Linked DNA regions of Homo sapiens: region 1 is linked to region 2. The links are chromatin loops, found by intact Hi-C in ENCODE. Cell type or tissue: heart right ventricle. All regions are shown on one strand. Links, peaks and the distances in the headings refer to the core of each region. The heading gives the core; the rest is flanking DNA.

Region 1 (11,799 bases), core at 2,399-10,398, 93 kb before region 2:
GGCCTGAGAATGCCAGCTCTTCCTGGGAGCCAGTGAGCTGCCTGCAACCTTTTCTGTTCAGTTATAGCTTGCAGTCCCTCGGTCATCTTGCTTGTTAGCATAAGCAAAATCAGATCATGTGCATTTAATCTGTAGGCAAATTGCCAGGATTTGGAGGTTCCTCAAGAATGTCCATCCCTGCATCCTTGAAATGGCTTAAAAATTTTCCTGGCAACGACTTGCTCTCCTTGGCAGCCCTTAACAAGCACTGAAGCTACAACTTCTGTTTAAAGGACGGGTAGAAATGGCAAAGGACATGTGTCATGTGAAATGAAACTGACACTGTGATTAACTCCAAGGCTTTCATGGCCAGGGTGAATTAGGCCAAAGTGTCATTCCAAGCTGCACACAGCTTAACAACAACCCTTTAAAGGGGTGGTAACAAACAATCATAAATGCTACTTAAGACCACTCCTTTAAAACAAACCAGGTTGTTGATTTCATTGCAAGGACATGATTTTTCTCACCAAAAGGAAGACAGCACAGGAGACAAGAGAAGATTTCATTTGTACAAAACCAAGTCCCTGTACTCTGCAGGTTTTCATTTTGTTTATTGTTGTTTGTTAGTTTGTTTGCAAGCAAGCCCAGGGTGACCAAATCTTAGTTATTTGGGGTAATGAGAAGACTACTTGAATAATAACCAAATATGAAATTCAGATACCAATTTATGGTATTCATTTGTTTCAAAAATCATTGGTATTGATATGTACCCTTTTTTTTTTTTTTTTTTTTTTGAGGTGGAGTTTTGCTCTTGTTGCCCAGGCTAGAGGTGCAATGGTGCGATCTCAGCTCACTGTAACCTCCACCTCCCAGGTTCAAGTGGTTATCCTGCCTCAGCCTCCCAAGTAGCTGGGATTACAGGCATGCGCCATCACGCCTGGCTGATTTTTGTATTTTTAGTAGAGACGGGTTTATGCCATGTTGGTAAGGGTGGCCTCAAACTCCTTACCTCATGTGATCCACCTGCCTCGGCCTCCTGAAGTGCTGGGATTACAGGTGTGGGCCACCATGCCTGGCCCTGATATGTACACTTTAACATAAACAAAACACTTCCATAAGCTGTTTGAAACGCAATCTAGTACAAAATGCCAAATGGACAAATAGATAAGAGCTGCTTTCCTAGACAACCTGTAGACAAGAGGCTAAGCCACTTGGCACAGAGGTTTGGTTTGACTGCTAATCGTGTAGCTCACGTTTATAGACCACTCACTACGGGCTGGTGCTGTGCTAGATGCTCTTCATGCATTGTCTCATTCAGTCCTCCCAGTAACTCAGTGAGGCCACTGCTATCACCATTGAGATCACAGACAGGAAAAGCAGGTCTCCAAGGCAGAGCAGTTAAGGCTCTTAACCACTGTGCCTTTGGGTCATCTTCAACAATCAACACCTGAAATTGAATTCTTTCTTTTCAGTCTGTCCCTTATCTACACTCTGAAAATGATGATGATAATGAACAGGAAAATGTAAATAAAAGAGGATTATAAGAGAAGCTCTAGGCCTGGAAATTCAACACAGGGTCTGTTTTTTGGTTTTTTTTCAGTGTACCAGAGGTTAACCAACCTGTATTTCAGGAACATTTTTTTTAGTGAAATATGTTAATTTACTTTAATTTTTTTTTTCTGAGATGGGTTCTCTGTCATCCAAACTGGAGTGCAGTGGCATAATGTCAGCTCACTGCAACCTCTGCCTCCCAGTCTCGAGCGATCCTCCCACCTTAGCCTCCCAAGTAGCTGGTACCAACAGGTGCACACCACCACCCCTGGCTAATTTTTTGTATTTTTGGTAGAGGTGGGGTTTCACCATGTTGCCCAGGCTAGTCTTGAACTCCCGAGCTCAGGTGATCTATCCGCCTCAGCCTCCCAAAGTGGTGGGAATACAGGCATGGGCCACTGCACCCAGCCAAGTGAAATATTTTAATTTAAGCAAAGAGTTGTGATTTTCATAAGGAATTCCTGAATCCACAGTCCACGCATCTCTTTGTGGTGGAGTACAGGCTGATAACTGTTCACTTTTGTGTTCACACATGCATGCTCACAGGCAGGCAGTAACCAATATTAGTTGAATCCTACTTTGTGCCAGGCACTGTATAAGGTGCTTTCTATATGTGACCCCATTTTGTCATGACAAAGACCCTATGGGATAACTATTACTAGTATTATCATGATTTTACAGATGAGGAAAGTGAGATTCAGAGATATAAGGTGAACTTTCCAAGAGGATGCAGTAAAAATGTGTTGAATCAGGACTCACACCAAAGTCTTCTGACACCAAGTGTCCTTTCCACAAAACATGATATGATACCCAAGAGGGTGGACATAGAGGCCCCTTTGGTGTGAGGTAAAGGTTGTTCCTTTTTACTCCACATAAAAGAAGTCCCAAAGCTATAGACATGCCCATTCCTCCACCACTGATAGAAGGAACCAGCCAAGTACTTACTATCATGCCCCAAGCACCAATCTTTTTTTTCTTTTTTTTTTTTTTTGAGACAAAGTCTCACTCTGTCATCCAGGCTGGAGTGCAGTGGAGCAATCTCAGCTCACTGCAATCTCCACCTCTTGGGTCCAAGCGATTCTCGTGCTTCAGCCTCCCAAGTAGCTGGGATTACAGGTGTGCGCCACCACACCCAGCTAATTTTTGCATTTTTAGTAGAGATGGGGTTTCACCACATTGGCCAGGCTGGTCTCCAACTCCTGACCTCAAGTGATCCACCCCCCTCAGCCTCCCAAAGTGCTGGGATTACAGAGGTGAGCCACCATGTCCAGCCGCCAAGCACCAATCTAACTTAGGGCCTGGAACCTTCTCCTTTGCTGTCTCACCAACCCTTTGTGCAAAATATGACTATAAACTGGGCACAGTGGCTCACACCTGTAATCCCAGCACTTTAGAAGGCCAAGGTGGGCCAATCACTTGAGGCCAGGAGTTCAAGACCAGGCTGGCCAACATAGCAAAACCCTGTCTGTACTAAAAATACAAAAAATCTTCTGGCCATGGTAGCACACACCTGTAATCCCAGCTGCTTGGGAGGCTGAGACATGAGAATTGCTGGAACCTGGAAGGTGGAAGTTGCAGTGAGCCAAGATCATGCCACTGCACTTCAGCCTGGGCAACAGAGCAAGACTCTGTCTCAAAAAAAAAAAAAAAAAAAAAAAGAATAAGAAAAAAAAAGACTCTAAATGAATGAGATTGATTTGACCAGATGCATATAAAAATAAAGCTGATTTCTTCTGGCCATGCCTTACATGTATCCATTTCAGCAGCTGTTAGGTGAGCTAAGTCTATTTATTGCTTATTTATCTGCCTGTTCTGCAGGGAGCTGTGCAGATGAACAGGATTGGGAGCCTTCGGCAAATGAACATAGCCATAGTGTTAACCTCGTTTCTGGTCCCAAGAGGACTTGTTGTAGGAAGGAGATACTGCTCTCTTCATAGGATGCTTCACAGGGAAATACTAAATAAACAGGTTGGCAGAGAGGTCTAGACTTCCCTCTTGGGAAGAAATCTTCATCTACTTTCATGCTAGAAAATAATATTTCCTCTCTATGTATAGGGTGGAATACAGAGTTTTTGCCTTTGAAAATCCACAGGGCTCTTTCTTACAACTCCAAAAGCACTCTGGTGAAGCCTTCTCCCTGAGATACAGCCACGTAATCTGATGCTGCTGGCCAGACAAGCTCAAATGCTGGCGGGCTGCACTGGATCTGATTTCTCATTAACGACAGATTTTTGTTGTTGATCATGATTGTTGGTTTATAAATGCAAGGTGCCAAATATGCTTTAAAAAACAGAGCAGTGCTTTTCAAACTTTAATACACCAGTGGATCGCCTGGGGGTGTCGCTAAAATGCAGATTGCAATCCAGCAGGTCTGGGATGGGGCCGAGATGCTCCATGTCTAATAAGCTCTCGGGTGAAACTGATGCTGGGTGACCACACTTTGGGCACATACCAGGTGTGCCCAGGGAAGAGTGCCTGGGGGTGATTCCTGTATCAGCCCCTCCCTAGCCTTTGCTTCCAACCTCCTGGTCTGGCCCGGGAATGACTGTGTGCATCTTGATGTTTAGGTTTGTCCACCCCCGTTTTGGGCCCATCAAATGCATCCGCACCCTGAGAGCAGTGGAGGCCGATGAAGAGCTCACCGTTGCCTATGGCTATGACCACAGCCCCCCCGGGAAGAGTGGGCCTGAAGCCCCTGAGTGGTACCAGGTGGAGCTGAAGGCCTTCCAGGCCACCCAGCAAAAGTGAAAGGCCTGGCTTTGGGGTTCAGAGACCTGGAATAGAAACTTGGATCTATGCACTACGTTTATCTGACAATGGGACAACCAGGGACTGCTCATGCTGTGACGTCACATCCTCTCACCATGCGTTAGCAACGACTTTCTCGCATACTAACTAGGTTTGACTGTATTACTCATACCAGATTTAAAATTAGCTAGCCTTGCAACAACGTCCTACTGAGAGGTATTGTCGAGCATTTGACATAAGACAGCGTGATGTTCTTTGGTGGTTCAAGTCTAAATCTGTACCACATTCGGAGATGCCAAATGATTAGACTGAAACAGGGAAACGGGGTTTTTCAGTCATTTTTAGTCAGTGGTTTTTCCATAGTGCTTTTTTCCTATGGCCAGTGCAAATTGTGTTAGCACACTTGCATATGTGCCGTATTAAGGGTTGACAATTACTACATCTTTATTCTCTAAATGTAGTATAATTTGCCTTTTAACCTTTGATCTGTATCTTGCAATAGAATGGCTTTGGTTTTTTTCTTAGTAAATAGGAGCCCACTTCTAAAGTCATTTCACCCCTCAGCCCTATTCTCTTTCTTAGATACCCTTTACAAGAGAAAACTTCCAAATGGATTTTTGCATCAATAGCAGTGTGTAGGTCTCTCTGGTTCTTTCTATATCATCATTTTATTATTATGTCCTAATATAAAGTACTGGCTCATAGGGCCAGGGTATTATTATAGAATATTATTCTCGCATGTAAACAAAGATATCTTTGCTTTAAGATGTGAGAAGAAATGAATTTACTTTGTTTGCATTAAGTTATGGAAGAGTTGTAATATATACTTTAAGAAAGAAGAGAAGAAAACTAGTATCTCTAAGCGGTAACTATGGCAATTTTGCAATATTTTCAGTAGTGCTAGTAATTTTTTCCTCCTTGAGTACACATTAAATGTACATAACATAGCGCGGTCAGGCTTGTGGCACAGTGCATTGAATTCAAAAGTCAAACAGCAAATTTGAATTCTAACAGAATTCAAAAAAAAATTTTTTTAGTCAGTACTACTAAGGCAGACACACTGATTACTAGGTACAAATCAAACCTTGATGCTAAAACTCTTCATCATTGTAATTTCAAAGCACTTACCTGCTTCAAAACATTGTAAACTAAGACTGAACACCTGTATAGTTTAAAAGCAACACTATCAATAGCATTTCAGCCATTTTGCCAGCCATGTGTAATCACAACTGCAGAAATAAGGAGAAAACCCCTGTTTTTTTAGTTTAGCTAATTAGATCTGTAACATCACTGGGATTGCTCTGAATGAATCCTGAGAGTTTTGTTTTTTATAAGCACCCTCACCACATGCCATAGCTTTGTCTCTTTTAGACACCTCGATGCAGCGGCTGGAAGGACTGGAGAGCAGCTGTTGTGCTGATCTGTAGCTGTCAGCTGTGATTCCTGTCACCTGAGTCAGTTTGGTCTGGAAAGCGAAGGCCTTCCAAGCTGTAGCAGATAGTGAGCTCCAGCTGATGAGAGAAGGCTTCAGTGGAAGAAGAGTGAGGACATAGGCAGAAGGAAGTTTGCTATTTCTTGTCAGTTGCACATTGCTTTATGAAGACTACAACAAAAGTGCTTAATCCCAGGCTGCTCATGACTTTCATTTCAGGTGGCCCTTGGGCACATTGACAGAGTTGCCCTTCCCTTCTTTGCAACACCAGGCTTCCTAGAGCACCCGGTTGCATGCTTTGCAGCTAGGTGGCAGTGGTTTCAGGGAGATCCAGTTGGATCCCTGCTTGAAAGCTTAAGCCAATGGTTCACCCATGAGAGGAAGTTGTCAGTGCTTCCAGGAAGATTGCCCACCAAAGGAACTGAATAGTTTTTAGATTTAAAGGCACCAGGATAGGGTCACTCTTACTCTGTAGAAAGAGACCGTTCTATACACTGTGACGGATGGGCCAGGGCCTCTGGACTTGCATTCTGATAGGTGCTTTAATTTAAATGTGCCCAAAGGGAGTGACTGTCTTCAGGAGAAAGATGGCTTGCATTAACCTCGATCAAGTGGGTTGTGCAGCCAGGTCAGGGAATACGGTCAGGGAGAGGATAGTGCTGGTCATGCCCCCGATGCAGCTATGCTCTGAATGATTTCATTCCTGAGAGTGATAGCATTCTGGTCCTGGCTGCAGTGGGGTACAATTTACGTCCTAAGTGGGGGCTACTCTAATTATCCCATTCAAATGGAATTTTTTTCAACATTGGATAGAAGGAATTGAAGAGTTGTAAGTAGTGATTAGTCTGCTAATCAGTTCTTCAGATGAGATATTGAATGGTAACACTCTGAGCTTAAAACTCAGCAGTGTGTCTGTGACCTCCACGCAAATCAGAGGAAGCAATGCATCCACGCTGAGCCTCACCATGTCTTCCTCCCAACTCTCTTCATACTCTCTGTGTCTTCCAGCTCTTCTTTCTCTGGCCGGCTCTCTTTCCTCTTCTCTCTGCATATGTGAGAACGCCTGGGCATCCTGGGTAACAGCAGCCCCAGCTGCCCTCTCCTGTTCCCTGTTCCAAGTCCCCTGCACTGACCTTTCTTGAGTCTCTCTGGCTCTGTGCATGTCTTTGGGACTCTGCTCATCTGGCTTTTCCTCTGTGTGTGCCTCTCTGTTTGCTTATGTCTCTGGCTCTGTCTTCCCCACCCCTCCCCTCACACACACACATACTCCCAAATGTAAGGCTCTGTGGCAGGTTGGAATCGGAGTAAGGCTTGAGATTCACTGAGTTCTGTAGGTAGGGAAAGAAGTCAAGGGAGTGGAGGTTCTATAAGGAATTAACAGCTGAGGACGGAAGGGTTTGTTTCCCGTTTGAACCTAAACGCAAGTGGAAAAGAATACTCAGAATGTATTTTTCTACTTTACATCTGCTGGGGAAGGAAATGTGTCAGGAAGCCGCTGCATCTGGTCATTTCATCGCATCAGAATCACAGCAGACGTGGAAGATTCCATGTGGTGGGGAATAAAGAAATAACTTTATGCTCTCCTGAAAAACAGCGGGAGCCTATGTGTGTGTGCGACACTGTAATCTCAAGGAGATTCACTCAGAGCTGTCTCAGTCCAACTCCTGCATGACCAGATCTTCCCTTAGCATCTTTTCTGTGATGAAATATTATCTTGTGTTAGAGTTAGGAATAGGAACTAACCTGTAGGAGCATGTCCCCAAATGGACATTTGAATGGACTAACAAAAACAACTGGAAAGACTGAATTTCCGACACAAAGGAATGATGGGATCAAAAAGAAAGCAGTGAGGAGTTCTTGAGTCTTGTAGTACCTATTCTTATTTTAACTTGCTTCATCCTTGATCTACCTGAGACACTAAGAAGGAAATTAGTTTTCCAAGAGCTCTTTGAACCTGTCTAGGACTGTAGTTAAACCTATTTGCCCTATGGGGGTTCTTCACACTCGAAAAACTATTTCCTTATCACCAACGACCCACCCAGAAAGGCCAATGAGGCCAAATGTAACAATTTTTAACATTTAAATATAACTATTAAAATTGCATTAATTGTGAACAGTGAATTAAAGGGTTGTCTTCTCCAGGAGACAGTATGTGGCACTTTTCGTAAATTTCATTTAATATATAAAAATTTAAATCACTCACTGCAACATGCATTTAAAATCTTCCAAGAAGGTAGAGGTATCATTTTCTGTTTTGCTTTGTTTTAAAACAGTTGCCTCAAGCTTCTGTCTTAAGAGTAGTGACTTAGAATCCAGATATCTTTTGTTTTAGAAAAACAAGCAAAACTATGTTGCAAGACTGACAGTTGTAATGTTTATTTGCCACAGATCAAAGGTTCACAAAGTATATCAAATTTACATCTACTTGGGGTACCTTGATAGATTATTATTGTTTTTCTTTTATCTTTCCCTTCAGGAATTTGGAAACTCGTTGTCACTTTTTTTAATTTTAAAAATACTAAATTGTAATAGTTTTCTTTTGCCAAATGTGTGCGTACATATTCAAAGCAATGAAACTATTTCAAGCCATACAACCACAGGGGTGGGAACCCTTTTCACAAATTTTAATGTGTTTGTATGTAAATAGATGTTTGTATGAAATATTTTCATGATAGAATGAATATATTTAAATGAAGTTGAATTATTCCAGTGCTACTTAAACACATTACAAAAATTTTGGTGAGAATTATCTGAGTCTATTGAGATGTAATGCAGATCAATTTTGATTTTTAAAAATCAAAAGCCTACAATAACTCTGACTCTCAGCAACTTCCTCGGCGTTGTTGCACCTGACGTGGAGAGAGCTCGTAGGCTTCCCCAGTGCCTCAGCCGCTTCCTGGTGGAAGTTAGGTGCTAATGGAGGTGTGTTCACCTTTTAGTGATATCACTGCAGGCCTTTGAGGGGCCTGAGAGTGAATCAGAGGCATTAGAGACACCGGTGCAGTTATCTGGAGCACAATTTCTTTGCAGGGCAGCAGAATCAGAAGCCAGACTTGGCCATGTGAACCTCGAAACTCGGTTTCCCGGCCGCCATCAACCGCCACCCTTACTGCCTAGTCACACACGTCAGGGAGGCTGCCCTCAGTGGAGTTGGGGTTGAGACCCCAGGGTGGGACTTCACAGTTTTGCCAGCAATCTCTACCTTCTGACTTCTGCCTCGCAGAGAGGAAGGAGAGGGGAGCATCTGGCAAGGGGCCCATTTCTCAGCACAGTACATTTCCTGTCTCAGCTCTGGAAGACTATGCACCCAAGCACCAAACTTCCAACCAGAGAGAGAGACGTCCTCCGATAACAAAAATCCTTGCTTCCTCTGTCTGTGACTTTACACACAGTTGTTCAAAGTTGTTAAATGTCAAGAGTCAATCACATCCCTAGGACATACCTCCCAACTCTCCTGACTCTTATGTTATTGAAAAAACAAACAAACAAAAACTCCTTTATGATGATATTCAACTTGAGTGGGGTTTTTTTTCCACTTTGGTCCTGGATATAATGAAATGATACATATTAGGATAAATTTTCACTGTGTATAGTAGCAATACGAACACACATGCCAATGTATCAACATATCTACTTGGTTACATTTTGGTTTATGATAATTAACCTTGATTCATGTATTGGGAAGCTACAGGGACTACGTAATACCTGCTTATCACATAGGAAAATTATGTCCATGATTCTGAGCTCCCTTCTTCAAAAGTTTCCTCCTGGGTGTTCTATGTTCTCTCTTTATCCTGAAATACATTTATTAGGTTGTGAGGTATGTTGAAGAAGTAGAAGCCAGGGGTATGCTTTCAGCATTTATTGCAACCAAAAGTTAACCCCATCACGGTTAACGAGCATCTTTGGTCTCTTGTGGAATTTGAACTAAAACTATGAGCCTTATTCAATATCTATAATTCTATGATTTTTTTAAATTATGGGAAATTAATGAAAGATGTTTACATGAATAATGTTTGCCCTTACTGTGTTATGAATGAGTTTTTTGTAGTGTGTCTGGGTGCATGATGCAAGAGAGTAGGAAAAATGTTTCTGAAACAAAACTTGACAAATATTTGTAATGAAAGTAAATTTAAAGATTGCTATAATTGCGCTATAGAAACAATGCAAGTATTAAACAAAATATACAATCATCTGTCATTGTCTTCCTTTGGTCATCTAGGTTAGAAAAGCAATAATGGTTTTCTTATAATGTGTCTACCTGTATATTTAAATTACTAAGTGAACTTTACATTTTAAGTTGTTTTAAAATATTATTAGCCATTTATCATTTTCAGAGCATTCTAGTAAGAGCGGAGGATTTGATATGATTCCACATACACCCATAAATCCAGAAGGATTAGCCACACCAACAGAAAGTGTCGGATTGAATACATACATGGTAAGGGTATGGAATGCAAATGAGATGATCAGGGCAAATAGCTGAAAGGAAACTTCAATTCATGATTTAAAGAAAATATAGAAATTTTGTTAGACGTTGTGGTAGATTTTGGCAGTCTGAGGATGAGTCTGAGCTGAGAACCCTGGCAATCCCTTATTCCTGCCCTAATCACAGTCAACATTTCCGTTTTTTTTTTAATCTGAGATGAAGTCTCACTCTGTCACCCAGGCTGGAGTGCAGTGGTGCAATCTTGGCTCACTGCAGCCTCCACCTCCGGGATTCAAGCGACTCTCCTGCCTCAGCCTCCCAAGTAGCTGGGATTACAGGCGCTTACCACCACACTCAGCTCATTTTTGTATTTTTAGTAAAGACGGGGTTTCACCATGTTGGCGAGGCTGGTCTTGAACTCCTGACCTCAAGTGATCTGCCTGCCTTGGCCTCCCAAAGTGCTGGGATTACAGGCATGAGTCACCGTGCCCAGCCAGTCAACATTTGTAAAGCACAAAAGCCAGTGACAAAAGGAGTCAACATAGTACCTCATTATTAGCTGGGCCTTCTGCCCAGGACCCCAAAGAAGTGAATTCTAGGAAGTTTGGCAGGGCTACACGAGGCACAGTTAGGCCTCAAACTGAAGCAGGCCATGAGATCTCCTGCTTTATTTTACCTCCCTCAGTTGCCCAATCCTTGATTTTATCACACTTCCTTCCATGGAAGGAAGGAAACAGAAACGAGTGAGATGACTGGGTCCAAACTGATGTTGGATCAGCTTTTCCACCTGCACAGACACATTCACATGCTAGATCTTTCAGGCAAGGCTTCACCCTCTAACACGCATGGGTCAAATCACAATATTAATATTCTTCTTCCTTGTGGGAAAGGGGAATACAGGATTAAAAATTTAATACAGACTGAGGGAAGCTTAAGAAGCTAACCTTGAAAGTGAAAGATTGGGCAACTTTCATGGGTTAAGATGATTGATTTGGGCCCAAATGTTGTAGAATGAGGTAATGTGAAAATTAAGACAAAATTATGTTAGACCAAATTAGTAACCATCCCAGCTATACTAATGGGATGGTTACCAATATCTGCCTTTGGGTTTAAATGTTTGGAATCATTCAGACTGCTAGTTTATATTAAATGTGAAATTGTTTCAGCAGTCATCTCTAGAACTAGGTAACAGCTATCGAAGGACTTTATGCTGTAGTTTCATTTAGTTTCAATTCAGCATCTGACTGATTTGGGATTGTTCAATAAGAAGCCTCTAGTTGAAAAATAAGAGGAAGAAGAAGAAATTCCATTCCTCCTCTTGAAGCTGAAAAAAAAAGGAAAAACAGAAAAGGGGTTTCTGCTCCAAAAGTATTTCAGAAAATGACTGTTACCTTGCAGATAGATAGATAGATAGACAGATAGACAGATAGATCATGGTAATTCCCTCACGACATAGTGGTTTGCTCGATAAATGTGTTTTTCCTTAAGTTTTGTTTATTTACAAAAACCAAAAGCCAGGGTTTTGAATTTAGAGCTTCACTTCTTATAATGTACACGGAAAAAGATTAATGGATCCATCTAGATTGCTACCAAATTTTTACTTCTGTAAGTATCAGAATGCTTCCAGCTTCAAGAAACATCAAAGCTCAACTCAATATGG
Region 2 (11,799 bases), core at 1,829-9,828:
GGGATGGGGTACTAGGGGAGGGATAGCATTAGGAGAAATACCTAATGTAGATGATGGGTTGATGGGTGCAGCAAACCACCATGGCACATATATACCTATGTAACCTGCACATTCTGCACATGTATCCTAGAACTTAAAGTATAATTTAAAAAACAAACAAAACTTAAGAGGAGAATAGGAGAATAGACTACTATTTTTACACAGATATTTACCATTTCTGGTGCTCTTCCTTCATTCCTGATGTTTTCAGGTTTCCTTCTGGTATCATTTCCCTCTGTCTGAAGAATTTTCTTTAGCAATTATTTTAGAACAGCTCTGCTAGAAATGAATTCTTTTAGTTTGTCTTCATATGAGAATGCCATTATTTCACCTGAATTCCTGATGGATATTTTCACTAGATGTAGTATTCTGTGTTGACACTTTCAGTGCTTTAAAATTATTGTGCCACTTCTGGCCGGGCGCGGTGGCTCATGCCTGTAATCCCAGCACTTTGGGAGGCCAAGGTGGGTGGATCATGAGGTCAGGAGATTGAGACCATCCTGGCTAACATGGTGAAACCCCGTCTCTAATAAAAATACAAAAAAATTAGCCGAGCGTGGTGGCAGGTGCCTGTAGTTCCAGCTAGTTGGGAGGCTGAGATAGGAGAATGGCATGAACCCAGGAGGCAGAGCTTGCAGTGAGCCTAGATCACACCACTGCACTCCAGTCTGGGCGACAGAGCAAGACTCCGTCTCAAAAAAAAAAAAAAATTATTGTGCCACTTCTGTGGTTTGCATGGATCCTGCTGAGAGATTTGCTGTGATTCAGATTGTTTGTGTGTAGGTAGTACTTTGAATTTCTCTAGCTACTTCCAAGATTTTTTTCTTTGTCTTCATTTTCAGCATTTTGATTGTGATGTGTTTGGGTATAAATTTATGTGTTAAACCTGTTTGGGGTTTGTTGAACTTCTTAAATCTGTAGATTTGTCTTTTGCCAAATTTGAGACCTTTTCTTCCATTATTCTAAATTTTTCAGCACCTTTTGTCATTATCCGAGAGGTCTCTGAGATTCTACTCATTGTTTTTTCAAATCTTTTTTCTCTCTGCTGTTCAGATTGGTTAATTTTTATTGATCTATTTACAAGTTCATTGACTCTGTCATGTTTACCTTGCTATTGAAACCATCCAGTGAATTTTTTTTAAATGTTGGCTATTGTATTTTTCTGTTCTAAAATATCCATTTGATTCTTCTTTATGTCTTCTATTTATTTGCTGATACTTTCTATTTTTTTCTTATTGGCTTCAAAAATGCTTGTGACTGCTTGTAGGAGAATTGTTATAACAAAGTCAAGAACTTTGGAGGGTCTGATATTTTACCTTACTTGCAAGTTAACAAGTTAGGCTGCCACAATTTCATGAATAGTGACAGAAGACACGAGACTCCTGGGTCAGAGACAAAGGACAGTTTATTACCCACACGAATAGCAGGAGGCAGAGTATCAGCATTTAACCCAGTTTTCTGAGCCTCAGTTCCCACACAGTGATGCTGTGAGGGCCTGGTGATACCTGTATATGTAGTGGGATTTATGAATGCTGTGGGAAACACCAGTCTTCAATAAAGGGCCAGCAAACCTGCCCAGCCTTGCCCTGGAGAGAGACATTATCTTTTTTTTTTCATCCTGGAAGGAAAAAAATCTGTCCTTGGTCCCAAAGGAAGACATTCTATCTTCCAAGGATGTTTGCTATACAAACAGCTAAAAAAGATAGTTCAGAGAAAAAGCTGTTAATGCCTTTGCCTAGAACACCTGTAGAAATGCAAGAGACCAATGGAGAATAGACTCCTAACAAATATTAGTAGTTGCTTTAAAGCCTTCATCAGACAATTTTATCATCTGTGTTATCTCAGCATTGTCCTTTTTTTTCCCTATATGAATTGAGATTTTCTTGTTGTTTTTTTTTTTGTTTGTTTGCTTTGTAATTTTGGACCGTATCATGGATATTTTGAATATTCTGTTTTGAGATGCTGGATCTTATTTAAATCCTATTAAGAATGTTGATATTTTTGTTTTAGCAGGCAATCAAGCTGGCTAGGTTCCTGCCACAAGTTCAGACTAGTCTTCTGTAGGTGAGAAAGCGCATAATGATATTAATATCCACCTCCCAAACCCCAGAGTGTGTTACATTCCAGGGTGATAAACCTAGAGGGGCCTTCTTCCTCTTCCCAGAGGAAATTCACTTACATTTCAAGATAATGAATAATTTCTCTCCTGAATGGGAGGAATGGGTAGGTCACCAGCAGCTTTGATAAAAGCTTGGAGGCTTCTAAATTTAAGATTCTTCTCCTGTGATGCAACCCACTGCACAGGAAACATCTGTTGCCTTACGGGAAATGGGGCATGGGGAAATGACACAAGGTGTTGTAAATGCTTTGTGCTTTCAGTAGCAAATCTTTTATGGCACCAGCCCAGCAGTCTGGTGTCTTCTGGCAGTATATGTATATGAAACTGTGGCAAGCTAACCTATTAGCTTGCAAGAAGGACAAACTCTAAGACACTTCACAGTTTCTGACTTAACAGGGGAGAGTGGCAGGATGTGAAGGTGAAGGAGCAGGCAGGGCAAATTACATAGCACCATCCATAGCTAAGGTAATAGATGAATTGTTAATGTTAAAAATAATGACAGCTGGCCGGTCACGGTGGCTCATGCCTGTAATCCCAGCACTTCAGGAGGCCGAGGCAGGCGGATCACGAGGTCAGGAGATCTAGACCACCCTGGCTAAAATGGTGAAACTCTGTCTCCACTAAAAATACAAAAAATTAGCCTGGCGTGGTGGCAGGCACCTGTAGTCTTAGCTACTCGGGAGGCTGAGGCAGGAGAATTGCTTGAACCCAGGAGGCGGAGCTTGCAGTGAGCCAAGATCGCGACACTGCACTCACTCCAGCCTGGGCAACGGAGCGAGACTCCATCTAAAAAAAAAAGAATAATGACAGCAGTAGCAGTGGAAAGGAAAACAAGACACTGCATGCTAAGCTCTTCTGCAATGAGGGTGAGAGACCAGGAAGACAGTAGACGACTGTAAAAAAAAAAAGGAGAATGGATGATATGGTCAAGGGAACTAGAATTTTCAAAGGAGAAAAAAGGTCTGGAATTGGCAGTGGGGAATAAGCAGGACACCTACCTCATCTCTAGGCTCCTTTGGTAAGTGGGTTGAGTAATTTTTAAAAGCAGACACAATTTGAGAGTATTGCAAGGAAAGCAATATTATTAGGAGATGGTTAGGTTTTGGTTAGAGTAAGAAAATGAAAGGAATGTTTAGAAAAGGTGTTAAGGATTAGGGGATTTGACTGATGACAATACAGTGGAAGGGTCAACACAGATTAAGAGGAGTGGGAGCCTGGGCACAGGGGCTCATGCCTGTAATCCCAGCACCTTGGGAGGTCGAGCCAGGCAGATCACCTGAGGTGAGGAGTTCGAGACCAGCCTGGCCAACATGGTGAAACCCTGTCTCTACTAAAACACAAAAATTAGCTGGGTGTGGTGGCTCATGCCTGTAATCCCAGCTACTTGGGAGGCTGAGGCAGGAGAATTGCTTGAATCCGGGAGGCAGAGTTTGCAGTGAGACAAGATCGCACCACTGCACTCCAGCATGGGTGACAGAGCAAGACTCCGTCTCAAAAAAAAAAAAAAAAAAAGGAATGGGAAATTAGGCTATATTAGAGCAAAGCATGATGGTGTTACAATTCTATACAATGGACTTTAAAAGATGCAAATAGGGAAATGAGGTATGATGGGGTTATTTCTATTTTTTTAAAAAAAGGTCTCATTATAGCCTCTTGGGATTGTTCTTTTAAGCAGTTTGTAGCGTGTTATTATAATCTCTTGGAATTGTTCTGTTAGGCAGTTTATAAAGCAGGTGGATATTGTGATGGGTCGGGGGTAGATTTACCAGGATCACATTCAGCTCTTTGTGCCTCTAAAATCCAGCTGGAGTTGTGACTGGGAAGAACTCTGGATGTGTTATTTAAATCCAGGAACACTGGGAATTTTAGAGGCTTTCTTTACAGTCTAAGTCTTTGGTGTTGCTGCCACTGGACAGGCAATCTCCAGGAGCTTGGAAATCCTGCTGTGACTGGGAAAGAGCATAGTGATATAAGTAAATATCTACCAGGAAAATCCAAGAAAAGCAACATCACTTTAGGTGTCTCCTCAAACTTCAGCTCATCAGAGGGGGCTTATTTTAATACATTATCTGAAAGAATATCTTTCCTGGTCACTTTCCATCCTCCTTTCTATGCTTTTCCCGACCACCACCTCCTTAGCACTTATCACCACCTGTCATATATTTCTCTGTTTAGTATTTCCTCTCTGTAGGATATAAAGACCTGGAGAACAGATTTATTACTGCTATTTCCAGGACCCAGAATAGCATTTGGCACATTGTACACACTCAATAAATATTTGTAGAGTGGATGGATAAACTGAAGAATATTAGAACCATTAAACAAGTCTAGTAATGTGACCAATTAAAAAATCAGTAATTCTGCTGGGCGTGGTGGCTCATGCCTGTAATCCCAGCACTTTGGGAGGCCGAGGTGGGCAGAACATCCGAGGTCGGGAGTTCAAGGCCAGCCTGGCAATCAAGGTGAAACCCCATCTCTACTAAAAATACAAAAATTGGTGTGGCATGTGCCTGTAATCCCAGCTACTTGGGAGGCTGAGGCAAGAGAATCACTTGAACTCGGGTGGCAAAGGTTGCAGTGACCCGACATTTTACCACTGCACTCCAGCCTGGGTGACAGAGTGAGACCCTGTCTCAAAAAAACAAAACAAAACAAAACAAAAAAAACAAAAAGGACAAAAAAACCCAGTAATGGTAATAAAAAATATAAAATATTCAGAAGTAAACTAAATGGTAAATAGTACTCAAATTTACCGACAGAGGAAATGGATGAATGGAGGAGAGTACCATGCTGCTGGATGGAAAGACATAATATTGTAATAATGCAAACTCTCTTCAAGTTAATCTATAAAATGGACACAATATCAGTCAAAATTCCAGTGGAATTTTTGGAGGAAAGGAAGGGGCAAATTTGACAAAATGATTGTAAATTTCACCATGAAGAATAAATGCTTCAGAATAGCCAATTCATATTTTGAAGAAAGGCATCGATAAGGGACCTTGCTCTATTAGACACAAAAACCTATATAGGAAAAGACAAATGGGTGGTATATATTAAAAGTTTTTTTTTTAAGTACATACCCTTTGCCCAGACATTCCACTTCTGGAAAATTTCCCTGAGAAATAACTAGATAGTATATGGCTAAGATATTTATTGAAACATTGTCTATAATGTTATAATGCCAATCCAATTAAAAACATTGATTGTTTGACAAGTAGAGGATGGTTTTAACCAAGTATGGTTTAAATAAATTCCTGTGGAATACCACAGAGCTCTTAAGCATGATGTAGAACTACATTAATTGATATGGAAGGTGATCGCCATATATTGTTATGTTTTTTAAAAAGCTGATTACAAAACAGATGTCTAATACTATCCACATTTTTGTAAAATAAAAATTGGCATATACCTGTGAAGAAAAAAACCTAGATGGAAGATTATATATCAAAATGTTAACAATAGTTCTGCATCTGTACACTGAAAAATGGTATGCTTTCCCCAAAATGGGATGGTACTTAAATTCCTCATTACTGCCACCTGGTGGCAACCAAGGGAGATTTCTAATTTCTTTTCTACCACCTTGAGTACAATGCACGTAACATCATAATTATATAAAGTTATAAAGAAATCTTCAGTATCACCTGGTTCTATCCATCATTTTGTAGCTGAAGAAATAAAGGGCAAAGACTTTAAGCCACTTGTCTGAAGTTGCACTGTTAGTGAAATTTAATAATAGTAGCAAACATTTGTTGAGCCGTTTTGCTAAGTACTTCAAATGGATTATATCATTTTATTGTCACAGGAGCCTATGAGGTTGGTCCTATTTTTACTCTCACTTATCCCTACTTACCAGATGAGGATCCTGAGGCTCAGAAAAAGTAAGCAACTTACCCAAGGCTGTATAGTTGGGATACAGCCAGTGATTCTGAGTTTTACCTCCCTCTCCTGAACCTTCTGTACTGTACCTTCTTAGCCCATTAATTGCCCCTGCCCCTTCCACTACGTACCCTTGCCCTTTCCTTGTCCGTTCCTTCAGTGTTTTGGTGACAACTCTTAGCATATGCCCAGTCTTTGTGTTATGTTTCTCATGGATGAAAAGACAGTATAGGCCAGGTGTGGTGGCTTATGCCTGTAATCCCAGCACTTTGGGAGGCTGAGGTGGGCAGATCACCTGAGGTCAGGAGTTCGAGGCCAGCCTGGCGAAACCATGTCTTTACTAAAGTAATCCCAACTACTTGGGAGGCTAAGGCATGAGAAACACTTGAAACTGGGAGGTGGAGGTTGCAGTGAGCCGAGATCACACCACTGCACTCCAGCCAGGGGATAGAGCGAGACTCTGTCTCAAAAAAAAAAAAAAAAAAAGGGAAGGATTGATTGATTTACTGAGAGAAGTATAAGGAAACAAAATGCCCCAAGACCCTTGTCCGGAAGGAAGGGAGGGAGGGAAAGGAAAGGAAAGGAAGGAAAGGAGGGAGGGAGCGAAAAGACAGTAAAGACAGTATGAACATTTACTGAGAGAAGTATAATTATCAGGGGAACCCGCCCCCAATATTTCAACGGAGGTTCTATTTTCCATAAGTGTTGGCCGGCTGAGAAATAAAGAGTACAAAGAGAGAAATTTTACAGCTTGGCCACCAGGGGTGACATCACATATCGGTAGGACCATGATGCCCACCCGAACCTCAAAACCAGCAAGTTTTTATTAAGGATTTCAAAAGGGGAGGGCGTGTATGAACAGGGAGTAGGTACAAAGATCACATGCTTCAAAGGGCAAAAAGCAGAACAAAGATCACATGCTTCTGAGGAAACAGGACAAGGGCAAAGCAGAACTCCTGATAAGGGTCTATGTTCAGCGGTGCATGTATTGTCTTGATAAACATCTTAAACAACAAAACACAGGTTCGAGAGCAGAGAACCGGTCTGACCAAAAATTTACCAGGATGGAGTTTCCCAATCCTAATAAGCCTGAGGGTACTGCAGGAGACCAGGGCATATTTCGTCATTATCTCAACCACATAAGACAGACACTCCCAGTGCAGCCATTTATAGACCTCCCCCCAGGAATGCATTCTTTTCCCAGGGTCTTAATATTAATATACCTTGCTAGGAAAAGAATTTAGCGATATCTCTCCTACTTGCATGTCTGTTTATAGGCTCTCTGCAAGAAGAAAAATATGGCTCTTTTTGCCTGACCCTGCAGGCAGTCAGACCTTATGGTTGTCTTCCCTTGTTCCCTAAAAATCGCTGTTATTCTATTCTTTTTCAAGGTGCACTGATTTCATATTGTTCAAACACACGTTTTACAATCAATTTGTACAGTTAACACAGTTATCACAGTGGTCCTGAGGTGATGTACATCCTCAGCTTACGAAGATAACAGAATTAAGAGATTAAAGTAAGACAGGCATAAGAAATTATAAAAGTATTATTTGGGAACTGATAAATGTCCATGAAATCTTCACAATTTATGTTCCTCTGCCACGGCTCCAGCCGGTCCCTCCATTTGGGGTCCCTGACTTCCCGCAACATATAAGGAAACAAAATACCCCCAGCTCCTTACCCCAGACCCTTGTCCAGATAGAAATTTAGACTTATTAATATATTGAATTGTTCAAGTGTCCATATACTAAGAATTACATCAGCGATGTGGAACTATGGATAGGCTTCCTTGGGTTCCTGGCTCCACACTATAACCACCGCCCCCCACCCCTTAAATTTCTGTATAGCAGACTTAAGAGTGAATATCACCATATGCAGTTGTTCATGTACTTCTTCCCCTTTCTCTTCTAGCTCTTGACAAAATTCTCAGGGAAAACTCTTCAGCTCTGGATGTCTCCCTTTTTGTGGATCAAACACAAAGGGCATCATTCTAAAATATATACAGAACCATAAAAGCCCCAAATAGCCAAAGCAACCCTGAGCAAAAAGAACAAGGCTGGAAGCATCACACTACCAGACTTCAAAATTTACTACAAAGCTCTAATACCTAAAATAACATGGTACTGGCATTAAAAAAAAAAAAAAAATAGGCACATAGACCACCAATGAAACAGTATAGAGAATCTAGATATACCAACTCATCTTTAACAAAGGTGCCAAGAACATACAATGAGGAAACGATGGTCTTTTCAATAAATGGTGTGGGGGAAAGCTAGATAACTATATGCAGAAGAATGAAACAAGATTCCTCTCTCTCGCTATACACAAAAATCAAATCAAAATGGATTAAAGGCTTAAATCTAAGACCTGAAACTACAAAACTAGAAGAACACACTGGAGAAGTGCTCCAGGACCTTGGTCTGGGAAAAGATTTTTTTGTTTAAGACCTCAAAAGCACAGACAACAAAGCAAAAACAGACAAATGAGATTACATTAAGCTAAAAAGTTTCTGCACAGCAAAGGAAACACTCAACAGAGTGGGGGAGACAACCCACAGAATGAGAGAAAACATTTTCAAACTATCCATCCGACAAGGGATTAATGACCAGAATAAAGAGACCAAACAATTTAAGCCAAAAACAAAACAAACAAACACACAAAAAAAACAAAAGCCAAATAATCTAAAAAGTGGGCAGGTTGGGTGGGGTGGCTCAAGCCTATAATCCCAGCACTTTGGGAGGCCAAGGCAGGCAGGTCAAGAGATCGAGACCATCCTGGCCAACATGGTGAAACCCCATCTCTACTGAAAATACAAAAAAAATTAGCCGGGTGTGGTGGCATGTGCCTGTAGTCCCAGCTACTTGGGAAGCTGAGGCAGTGAGAATCGCTTGAACCTGGGAGGCAGAGGTTGCAGTGAACCAAGATCACACAACTGCACTCCAGCCTGATGACAGAGCGAGACTCCATCTTGAAAAAAAAAAAAAAAAAAGTGGGCAAAAGATCCAAACAGACATTTCTCAAAGGAAGACATAAAAATGGCCAACAGGTATATGAAAAAATGCTCAACATTACTAATCATTAGAGAAATGCAAATTAAAACAACATGTTATTTCACCCCAGTTAAAATGGCTTGTATTAAGAAAACAGATAATAACAGATGCTAGTGAGGATGTGGAGAAAAGAGAACCCTCATACACTGTTGGTAGAAATGTAAACTAGTACAACCACTATGAAGAACAGTATGGAAGTTCTTCAAAAAACTAAAAATAGAATTACCATATGATCCAGCAATTCCACTACTGAATATGTATCCAAAAGAAAGGAAATCCGTATATCAAAAAGATATCTGCACTCCCATGTTTATTGCAGCATTGTTCACAATAGCCAAGATATGGAATTAACCTAAGTGCCCATCAATGGGTGAATGGATAAAGTGTGGTATGTATGCACAATGAAATATTAATCAGCCATAAAAAATAATGAAACCCTCTCATTTGCAGCAACATGGATGATACTGGCGACCACTATGTTAAATAAGCCAAGTACATAAAGACAAATATTGCATGTTGTCAGTCATACATGGGAGCTAAAAATGTGGATTTCATGATGACACAGAGTACATTGGTGGTTACCAGAAGCCAGAAAGGAGGGGATGGAGTAGGGGATGAAGGGGGAAAAAGGATATAAGTGTACTTATTACCACTGAACTGTACACTTAAAATGGTAAAGATGGTATGTTATGTATTACCTCAGTTTACAAAAGAAAAAACAAATGGCATCAACGTTAATAAGTGTAAAAGTTGTACTAGGGATAAATCCGCCATTTAAAAGGGAAATTAGAAATCTGAAATAATGAGTGCAGTTAGACTCTGAAACCCTTGAAGTCCCCAAAAGTCTCATTCAGAACTGGTCCCAAAATGAATACGTACTTTTGTATCATTGTCTAATTAAAGCTGCTTTTTTCAAGTATTAGTTTGCTTCAAAATTAATCTTTTTATTTGTACTATTATTATGAGTGTTATTTCCTATTCTTCAGGTATATTTTTTGGAGAACAGTGTTAGTGAAAAGAGCTTGACTGTTAGACAGTCTTGAGTTAAAATTCACGTTAGCTGTGACGAAGAAACTATTACATTAAATTTTAATTACTTAATTTTATTATCTACAATTAAGGATAATAATATCACCAAAGGTTGTGGAGAGGATTTAATGGGATGACACATAAAACTAGGACATAGAGGCATCTAGCAAATACACACTTCCTTCCCTTCTCCCTTGTTATATACTTATCCACACGGGCTAGGATTTCTTTGAAGGAACCATTTCTATCTTAGCCAGTGTTCTATCTGAGGTATTTGATGCTCTCTGCTTTTTTCTTTCACACCCCACTTTCAGTCTCTCAGTATGTACTGTGAGCTCTGCTTTCAGACTAGATTCGTAACTCAGTGATTTCCTACTCCTCCACAACCACCACCCTGGTCCAGGCCATCATCATTTTTCATCTGGACTACTGTAGTCACTTCCTAACTGGACTCCCAACTTCCACTCTTGCTGCTTGCCATTTATTGTTCACATAGCAGCCAAAGTTATTCTTTCATAAATTAGATCATGTCACTTCTCTGCTCAAAACCTTCCAAGAGCTCTCCACCACTTTTAGACTAAATATCTGAAGTCCTTACCAAATCCTACTAGATCTATGTGATTTGACCCCAGCCTATCATTCGGACTTCAGACCTCTCTCCTGCTACCTTACTGTGCTCCAGCAGCACTGGCCTCCTTGCTGTTCTTTTTTTTTTTTTTTTTTTTTTTTGAGATGGAGTTTTGCTCTTGTTGCCCAGGCTGGGGTGCAATGCTGTGATCTTGGCTCACTACAACTTCCGCCTTCCAGGTTCAAGCAATTCTCCTGCCTCAGCCACCCAAGTAACTGGGATTACAGGCGCCTGCCACCACACTCAGCCAATTTTTTGTATTTTTAGCAGAGATGAGGTTTCACCATGTTGGCCAGGCTGGTCTCGAACTCCTGACCTCAGGTGATCCTCCTGCCTTGGCCTCCCAAAGTGTTGGGATTACAGGCATGAGCCACCGCTCCCAGCCCTCCTTCCTGTTCTTTGATGGTGCCAAGCATACTCCTGCCTTGGGGCCTTTACATCTGCTGTTCCCTCTGCCTGGAATGCTCTTTCTAGATTTTTAATGCCTTACTTTCTCATTTTCTAACTCAGAGAGGCTGAACCTAGGTACCTCATTTTAAACAGATACCCCTGCAAGGGTTTCTTCCTCTCCTTATGCTTATTTTCCTCATAGCACTTACCCCACATTGATATTGAGATTTTTTTTCTTTCTTTTCTTTCTTTTTCTCTTTCTTTCTTTTTCTTTCTCTTTCCTTCCTTCCTTCCTTTCATTCTTTTCTTTTTCCTTCCTTCCTTCCATTCTTTTCTCTCTCCTTCCTTCCTTCTCCCTTCCCTCCCCTCCCCTCCCCTCATATAGGGGTCTCACTATGTTGCCCAGGCTCCTGGACTCAAGTGATCTTCCCACCTTAGCCTCCCAAGTAGCTGGGATTATAGGCACACACCAGCACACCTGACTCTATGTAGTCCCACCTGAAATGTAAGTTTCCCTCTGAAATACAGGTTCAATACTTTGTTTTGTTCACTTTGTATCATCAGCATTTACATCTGCCAGGCATTCAAAAATATTCGTTGAATAAGTAAGTGAGCAAACTTACCTGCTTCCACAGCCATCCTTTCCCCTCTCCCTAGAGATGTTT

What was found. Peaks named below come from ENCODE experiments on the same cell type or tissue, not always from the same donor. Only the 100,000 strongest peaks of a DNase experiment are listed, where the experiment ranks them.
Region 1: it touches region 2 in a loop (2.3-fold over the local background); 25 of 110 quality-filtered maps call a loop at or near these places.

What each region holds. Positions count from the first base shown.
Region 1 is chr4:139,504,142-139,515,940 of GRCh38, reverse strand. SETD7 (SET domain containing 7, histone lysine methyltransferase) reads left to right here. Exons shown (of 8, transcript NM_030648.4): 8 at 4,098-9,903. The coding sequence ends at 4,278. Among named protein-coding and RNA genes, the nearest start is that of SETD7, 46 kb to the left of the region's middle. In heart right ventricle, for the core only: a CTCF peak has its summit at 6,008; no DNase peak of the experiment used is centred there; H3K27ac peaks cover 3,670 bases.
Region 2 is chr4:139,410,174-139,421,972 of GRCh38, reverse strand. No RefSeq gene overlaps it. Among named protein-coding and RNA genes, the nearest start is that of RAB33B-AS1, 38 kb to the left of the region's middle. In heart right ventricle, for the core only: a CTCF peak has its summit at 5,702 (motif pointing left); a DNase peak (open chromatin) is centred at 2,432; H3K27ac peaks cover 2,218 bases.